Regions from separate parts of the Homo sapiens genome. Here all the other regions are linked to region 2. Evidence: chromatin contacts called from ENCODE Hi-C or POLR2A ChIA-PET data. All regions are on one chromosome and are shown on one strand. Each heading gives the region's core, a stretch centred on a gene start or an enhancer-like site at or near the end of the contact. The rest is flanking DNA. Distances are from core to core; before and after follow the strand shown. Region 1 overlaps GARRE1 (granule associated Rac and RHOG effector 1). Region 2 has its middle 38 kb from the start of LSM14A. Region 3 holds the start of SUNO1 (S-phase upregulated non-coding 1).

The links. Hi-C counts contacts between places; a loop is a spot of excess contacts on that map. ChIA-PET counts read pairs that join two places held with the same protein, here RNA polymerase II (POLR2A). Pooled maps may share reads with other maps.
Region 1: a loop to region 2 is called in a pooled map, with 3 times the contacts of the local background. The contact joins two enhancer-like sites. A Hi-C loop is called at or near these places in 3 of 50 pooled maps. POLR2A ChIA-PET finds 5 or more read pairs at or near these places in 3 of 52 experiments (activated T-cell, activated naive CD8-positive, alpha-beta T cell and naive thymus-derived CD8-positive, alpha-beta T cell).
Region 3: POLR2A ChIA-PET joins it to region 2 with 12 read pairs in WTC11. The contact joins the promoter of SUNO1 here to the enhancer-like site in region 2. POLR2A ChIA-PET finds 5 or more read pairs at or near these places in 4 of 52 experiments (H1, HEK293 and WTC11).

Annotation. Positions count from the first base shown.
Region 1 is chr19:34,308,956-34,311,717 of GRCh38, reverse strand. All of the region lies in intron 2 of GARRE1 (granule associated Rac and RHOG effector 1), which reads right to left. Among named protein-coding and RNA genes, the nearest start is that of GPI, 55 kb to the left of the region's middle. RefSeq lists an enhancer at 729-1,228. Within about 2 kb of position 1,362, at least 12 of the 41 ENCODE cell types and tissues checked have a DNase peak (open chromatin) inside an H3K27ac peak, as active enhancers do.
Region 2 is chr19:34,133,436-34,136,162 of GRCh38, reverse strand. No RefSeq gene overlaps it. Among named protein-coding and RNA genes, the nearest start is that of LSM14A, 38 kb to the left of the region's middle. RefSeq lists an enhancer at 876-1,411 and a silencer at 1,395-1,804. Within about 2 kb of position 1,327, at least 38 of the 41 ENCODE cell types and tissues checked have a DNase peak (open chromatin) inside an H3K27ac peak, as active enhancers do.
Region 3 is chr19:33,903,536-33,906,235 of GRCh38, reverse strand. It overlaps SUNO1 (S-phase upregulated non-coding 1), which reads right to left and starts at 1,337. Exons shown (of 2, transcript NR_186328.1): 1 at 1,209-1,337; 2 at 1-1,114.

The sequences.
Region 1 (2,762 bases), core at 113-2,612, 180 kb before region 2:
AGTCGCCTAAACCCAGGAGGCAGAGGTTGCAGTGAGCCGAGATCGCACCACTGTACTCCAGCCTGGACAACAAGAGCGAAACTACATCTCAGAGGGGGGAAAAGAAAAAAAAATTATGTTTATTTTTTTCTAAGGTAAAACAAATCCAGAGCAGATGGACCAGGGTTGGAATGGAGACGCCAGGGCATCACAAGGAGCCCACTTCCTAGCTTTCTGCTCGGCACACTCATGCGAGGCTCCTATTTCTAGGTGACTTCACGATTATAAATGGTTAAATGGCCATCAGTCATTCTGCACGCACTGGAGACGGTAGAAAATTGGAGGAGGAGGGAGCACCAATTTCCCCTTAAGGAGATATCCCACTAATCTCATGCAGTACTTCTAGTTACACCGTCATGAACCAGATCTTATTCAAGTGACCACTCCCAGCTTTAAGGAACTAAGAGGTGTAGTCCTTATTCCAGGTACAGTATGGAAAACAAAATGAGAGTTTGTTACTAAGAAAAAATGGCAGCTTGGGCAATGTAATGGAACCCCAACTCTACAAAAAAATACAGTTTAGCTGGGTGTGGTGGCATGCACCTGTAGACCCAGATAGTTGGGAAGCTGAGACAGGAGGATTGCTTGAGCCCAGGAGTTCAGGCTGCAGTGAACTGTGATTGTTCCACTGCACTCCACCCTGGGCAACAAAGTGAAACCCTGTCTTGCGGGGGGGCGGGGGCAGAAAGAAGGTAAAGAAAGAAAGAAGAAAGGAAAAAAGAAAAAAGAGATTGGATATTCAGAGGCAACTACCAGTATCTCCTCACTCTCCCCAGGGCCTACTGGGCTCTCTGCCCTGCCCCTGCTCAGATGCGCTCTCAGTTAGGTAGGAGGTTCTGGTATGAGGGCTGGCCCTGGCACAGTGAGCTGGGTGCGGGGAGAGGAGCAGTTGAAAGTTTTGCCGAATCAACAGACTTCAGGCTATTTTCCATCTGCATCACAGCACTCATCACACCTAGTGCCAGTCTATTTATTTATCTGGCCTACCAGTCCTGGAGTGCTTTTATTGTCCTTGTCATCTGTGCAATGCTTGCAGCTAGCTCATGTGTATTTATCGAGGAGGGTGGGTGGCTCAGCTGGGAGAAGAGGAAGGCAGGCCAGGTGGCTGGGCCTACTCAGGAGGGGCCCTAGTGCGAGCAAGGGTGCTCAGGGGTGCCTCTACATCACGCTATTTCTGATTTCCTGGCTCTGGACATTTCACCATTAGCAGAGGGGCAAGACAGCCTGTTCTCACAGGGGGATGGCCTCTGCCAACAAGCCCCTCTGCACTAGACTGCACTGGCCCGAGGCAGTGGGGAGGCAGCAGACACATAGGACACATAACCCATACATGGGCTGGCCTCAGAAGGACTTCAGGCAAATGCTGTTTTATGGGTGCTCAGGTTCCTGGTTTGTAAAGAGGAGGGAGGCTGCCAGAACAGGCCATTATCCAATCCTGTGAGATCTCCTAAGCTGACTAGAACCAAAAAATTAATTCAGGAAAGCCAGTTCTATCTGAAATTATATTCCATGAACTCTCCTATTTGTTTCCTTCTAATCTGCCCACCAAACCTAATTTTTCTAGCACATCACGCAAGCCTTTTCAGCAACTCAAAATTTTAAATCCTACTCTCTAAAAAGACAGCAACATTGCCATTCAATCACTAGTCCCCAAAATTAGCAACATTTCATTCTTTCCTTGACTCCCACCTGCTGCTGGCCTCCCACTTTCAGAGACGGTCTTTTCTCTGTTCCCATTTTCTCCTTTGATTCACTTTTACTCTCTTCATTTTTTTTGAAGAACACCTGCTTTTCTCTTCATCCCTACACCTTGGGTTTTCTAACTACTCAATAATGCTCCCCTTTCTGTTAGAAGACCACTTCACATGCGAAAAGCCCTCCATGAAATGGAGTTATTTATTGGGTACTCTGATATATTACGTCTTTAATACATTCCTGAATTTCTCTCTCACTTTTTGCAAACTTGGAAAAGGTCCAAACGTACACAAAAGCAGAACATAACAAGCCCCCATGTACCCATCAAAACACTTCAATCCTATGGCCAGGCACAGTGGTTCAAGCCTATAATCCCCGTGTTGTGGGAGGCTGAGGTGGGAGGATCACTTGAGCCCAGGAGTTTGAGACCTGGGCTCACAGCCTGGGCAACACAGCAAGATCCTGTCTCTACAAAAAAATTAAAAGTTTCAATTCCATTAACATTTTGCCATGCTTTTACCATCTATCCTTCCCCATCTTTTTTCTTTTTTTGAAGTAAATCCCAATCAACCAAGACTCAGTATGTGTTCAAGCTTCCCAACTTATCTTTTAAAAATTATGTTTTACATTTGGTTTGAACCTCAACCCCAAAAAGGTAATTTTATTTGGTTGTTATATTGCTTAACTCTTTTAATCTAGAACAGTACATTCTGTGTAATTTCTTTTAATGCTACTGACTTGTTGAACAAATCAGGTCAACTTATTACAGGATATGCCACATTGTGAATTTGTCTGGTTGCCTTCTCGTGGTATTGCATAACTTGCGTCACTACACCCCACATTTCCTGTAGACTGGATTCATTTTAGAAGCTTGATTAGATTATTTCAGGGTTTGTTTTTTTTTTTAAAGAGGGAGAAGTAGAATATTATTAATATTAGATGTGTTGTGCGGTTCTTGCTGCAGCACATCAGGAGACGTGATGACCTGTCTCCATTTCCATGACACTAAGGCTGATCAATGAGATTTG
Region 2 (2,727 bases), core at 78-2,577:
TGAAGTGACCCCTTGGCCTCAGTAACTGTCCTCTACCCTGAGAAAAAGCAGATAGTATATGATTCCTTAACATATAATTCTACAGGACGCAAACTAATCCACGGTGACCAAAAGCAGATTCACTGTTATCTGAGGGACTGATACGGTAGGCTGTGACTGGGAGGAAGGATTATAAATGAGCAGAAGGAAACTTTTATGTTCATTCTCTTGATTGTGGTGGTGGTTTCAGGGATGTATACACACATATGTAAAAGGCAAACTGTATGCTTTAAATATGTACAGGCTTTACACCAGCACTTCAATAAGGCTGTTTAAAATTTTAAAAGGTGTGGGAAAGAACACAGGCCACACATGTGGTGGTGGAAATGGCCCAGGCTTTGCTATTAAAGTTGCGCTAGTGTCCTTTGTCAAGTCACTTAGAACTCTCAGCTGCAAAGATAACACCGCCCTGGCAGGGATTAAGAAATAGTGTACAGGCCAGGCGCAGTGGCTCACACCTGTAATCCCAGCACTTACGGAGGCCGAGGAGGGTGAATCACTTGAGGTCGGGAGTTCAAGCCCAGTCTGGCCATTATGGCAAAACTCTGTTTCTATTAAAAGTACAAAAATTAGCCAGGCGTGGTGGCAGGCACCTGTAATCCCAGCTGAGGCGATCACTCGAATCCGGGAGGCAGAGGTTGCAGTGTGCCGAGATTGCGCCACTGCATTACAGCTTGGGCGACAGAGTGAGACTCTGCCTCCGAAAAAAAAAAAAAAAGAAGAAAGTCAAGAAAAAAGAAATAGTGAACAGGCCGGATGCGGTGGCTCACGCCGGTAATCCCAGCACTTTTGGAGGCCGAGGTGGGAGATCTTTTGAGCCCAGGAGTTGGAGACCAGCCTGTGCAACATAGTGAGACCGCCCCCTCTACAAAAATGTCATAATTAGCCGGGTGTAGTGGCCTGCGCCTGTAGCCTCAGCTATTTGGGAGTCTGAGGCGGGAGAATCACTTGAGCCCCAGGAGTTCAAAGCTCCAGTGAGCTAGCTCTGGTCACGCCAATATACTCCAGCCTGGGCTACCAAGACCTTGTATCAAGAAAAAAAAAAAAAAAGAAAAGAAAATAAAAAGAAATAGTGAAAATTTAGGCGAATTTAGGTGAAGCACAGGGTATTCGTCCAGGTGTGACATGCAAGGTGGAATGGTGGCAGGCAGCCCGACTCAATTCCAGGCCCTAACTCATCTTGGATCTGTGACCTGAAGCACGTTCCTGAGCGTCTCCGTTTCAATGTCTCAATTGCAAAGCGGATTAAATGACTCAACACAAGTAAGACAGGAGGAGCGCAGGGGCTGGGGCGTTCTCGGTAAGCTGAGAACAAGCCGGGTGGACGATGACCTGACGGCGCCGGCGAGACCCCGGGCCGGTTGCTGGGGTCGCACACAGGCAGCCGGAGGGGCGCGCAGGAGGGTCCGGGGCAGGGGCCGGGAAGACTGGGCAGATAAGAGAGCCGGAACAGGCGAGGCGGCCAAAGAGGCATCCAGGAGCCGCGACAAACGTGCGGGCAGCGCAACAAGTGACCCGCAAAGCACCCAACCACCACCTTAACGCTACTTCCCAGCCTGCCCCGCGCCCTCGGGCGCAGGCGCAGTGAGGTGGGCGGGGGGCACGGCCCAGTTTCGGGGGGCACGACCCGGCCCCTAGCCCCACCCCAGCCGCGGCCACGCCCCTCGCCGCGCCTCTAGAGCGGGAGGCTCGGCTGCTGGTTTCAGTTTGCAGCTAGGGAAGGTGGGGACATTGCCAGTGTCGAGTGGGTTGATCCTCCCTGGGTCCCTCTGCAAATTTAGGACCGTGCCACGAGTCCAGTCAGGAGCGGGACGCCTACCCTGCGGCGTCGTGCGCGCTTCAGGGGCACTATTGCAAAATAGATGCAGCTCTCAGGCAGTTTGCTTGTTCCTGGGTGAGGAGTTTTTGGTTAAAAAACAGTTGTTCCTCCCCGAGTTTGTGAAAGATAATGTATTTAAAAAATAAAACAAAGAAATTCCCAAGTCCCATCTGGAAATAAAAGATAGTTTTAAAAGACACCTGCATTAGATTGCTACAATAAAGTTATGTTTTCGTATTTTTTTCTTGATACAAAACAAATTTAAAAAAATATATTTTTAGACAGAGTTTCACTCTTGTTGCCTAGGCTGGAGTGCAGTGGCGCGATCTCGGCTCAACCTCCGCCTCCCGTGTTCAAGCGATTCTCCTGCCTCAGCCTCCCAAGTAGCTGGGATTACAGGCGCACGCCACCACTCCCAGATAATTTTGTATTTTTAGCAGAGATGGGGTTTCATCATGTTGGCCAGGCTGGTCTCGAACTCCTGACCTCAGGTGATCCGCCCGCTTCAGCCTCCCAAAGTGCTGAGATTACAGGTGCGAGCCACCGTGCCCAGCCAATAAAATATATTCTTTTTTATTTATTTATTTATTTTTTATTTATTTATTTTTATTGATCATTCTTGGGTGTTTCTCGCAGAGGGGGATTTGGCAGGGTCATAGGACAATAGTGGAGGGAAGGTCAGCAGATAAACAAGTGAACAAAGGTCTCTGGTTTTCCTAGGCAGAGTGTGTGTGTCCCTGGGTACTTGAGATTAGGGAATGGTGATGACTCTTAACGAGCATGCTGCCTTCAAGCATCTGTTTAACAAAGTACATCTTGCACCGCCCTTAATCCATTTAACCCTGAGTGGACACAGCACATGTTTCAGA
Region 3 (2,700 bases), core at 88-2,587, 230 kb after region 2:
GGGTGGTGGGGTGGGGGAGCGGGGAGTGCCCGAGGCGGGGGCGACAAGTCTGTTTCCGCCCGGCCGCCGCCTGCTCCAGCTGAAACGAGTCTTTCCGGTGGGACAACCCAGCCCGGCCCGCCCCGCCCCGCCCGGCCTCCCGGAACCGGCCCGGAGACGCGCAAGACCCCGCCCAGGCCGAAGGCGAGCTCCGGGGCCAGGCAGACCGTGGAGTAGCTGCCGAGGCGGGCGAGCCCGAGTCCCGGGTTCCAGCCCGGGCTGCCAGCCTCCTGGCGCTTTTCGCCCCCGACCCCCTCTCCGATCCGGTGGGTCCCCAGGGACACCCTGGCAGGCGATGCTGGAAAAGCTTCTTGGGTGATTCTGAGAATCACGGTCCAGCCCTACTTCACTACACTTGGGGAAACTGAGGCACTGTCCCAAGGCCGCACCGCGAGTTAGCAAACTGCAAAGCCTGCGAGGAGGGCCTGGCAGACGCCGTGATTTTCCCAGGCCTGAGTCCTGGGAGATCTAGGTTAGGCCAGAGGGGCCGGGGATTCAGGAAGTCCTGGGCGCCTGCTGCCCCGACAGCTCCGCGGGGTGGGCCCAGTCGGGGCGCCGCGAAGGTCAGCAGCCTCGCGAAAATCAACAGGAAGACGCCTTTCTTTCCTCAATCCGGGAGTGGAGATTCCGTTTAACTTCTGCAGTCAGCAGGACAGGAAGCGCTCTCTGTCTCAGGCTGGCGCTAGCAGGGACCCGAGGGAGTGTTCATGGGAGCCAGGTATTGGAAGCGAGGCATCCTTCATTTCCTCCGCAGTGAGGTCTCTGATCGCCCGAGTCTGGTTTTTCAAAATCACATCATGTGAAGACCCCAAGGGGAGGTACCCGGGAGGATTCCTTTATATGCTCAACCTTGACTCAGACTTGCAATCGGCATTTGATCAAGAAACGTGGTCAGTTCTCCAAACGCAAAATCAATCGCTGATTTTACTTTTTTACTTGGCATTTCCTTGGGATATTCTCGATCCTGGGAAGGAAAGATGATGAACTATTGTCTTCAATTCTGTCCCGCTGAGCATCCTTCCTGGATTCAGGATTTCCTGGAGCCAGACCTTAGTAGCTTCAGGTTTATGGCTTTCTGAAAATATAATTTTGATGAATTTTAATCTATTGCTCAAGTTAGAAAATCCCTTAATTACAGGAGAAAACATTTTCAAAGAGAAAGGCCAGACCTTTAGAGCAGGCCCTGGAGCCGTGCTGCTTTGAGAAAATCTCTGGGTAGGCAGGGCCTCTGCTTCAGCTGACTGGCCGGGAGAGAACCAGGCAAGAATGTGTTTCCCACAGCTGTCGGGCCCACCTCTGCCAGTCAGTTCTTGGCTAGAAAATAAATAGTGACTCATGCCTGTAACCCCAGCACTCTGGGAGGCCGAGGTGGGCGGATGACCTGAGGTCAGGTGTTCAAGACCAGCATGGCCAACATGGTGAAACCCTGTCTCTACTAAAAATACAAAAAATTAGCTGGGCTTAGTGGCACGTGCCTGTAATCCCAGCTACATAGGAGGCTGAGGCAGGAGAATCGCTTGAACGCTGGAGGCAGATGTTGTAGTGAGCCGACATCACACCATTGCACTCCAGCCTGGGCTACAGCAGCAAAACTCTATCTCAAAAAAAAAAAAAAAAAGGTTTGCTTAAAGTCGCTCAACCTCCTGCAGAGGACTGTAAGGAGAGAAAGCATTGTCTTGGTTACAATTGTGTTAAAATTGGGCTTTGGTGGCCACACGGTATCTGAGATGGGTATTTCTCCTAAAGTATTTCCAGCTATTAAGTGAGGAAGAATCAATAGACAGAATATCACTATTTTGCATCCCTGATGAATGAATGGATGTAGGCACGATTAGCAGTGGCTGCTGACATCAGAAAAAGAGATCACTCCATTTCCCCACATTATATGCCTTGAAATAAAAAAACTCAGCATCAACTATGAGGTGGTCTAGACATCTCTTGGGGCCCCACTGAACCCCCATGAATGATCAGATTCAGGTTTGATATATGGAGCTCTGAGGGGTCCCAAAAGGTGTCTAGACCACTGAGATCAACCACAGTGGTCCCCCCTACCCACCGTCTTGCTTTGATTTCAGTTACCCAAGTCAACCGCAGTCTAAAAATAGTAAATGGAAAATTACAGAAAAAAAATTTGTAAGTTTTAAATTTCGTGCCATTCTGAATAGCACAATGAAATCTCCTGCTGGCCCGCTCTGTCCCACTGATAGGGGAGTTAAGAAGAAATGATTTAGGCAGATAGTGAGGGTAAGGAAGTCCTTGGTAAGGTTTTCCTTTTAATGGAAAGCAGCCCCCAAATCATTTTCTTTTCTAACAAAGAGCAGCCTGTAAAATCGAGCTGCAGACATAGACAAGCAAGCTAGAAGCTTGCACGGGTGAATGCCAGCAGCTGTGCCAATAGGAAAAGGCTACCTGGGACTAGGCATGTTCAAAAAGGCGGCTCAATCTTCCCTTCTCTTTGCCAGACATGTGTACACCAAGGAGCAGGCAACATAACCCCGGCCAAGCAAAGACCCCATTTACATAATAAGATTAGGGTGGGGTGGGCTGGGCGAGGTGGCTCAAGCCTATAATCCCAGCACTTTGGGAAGCTGAGGGCCGGGGGAGGAGGTGTCGCCTGCATTCAGGAGTTCAAGACAAGCTTGGCCAACGTGGTGAAACCCC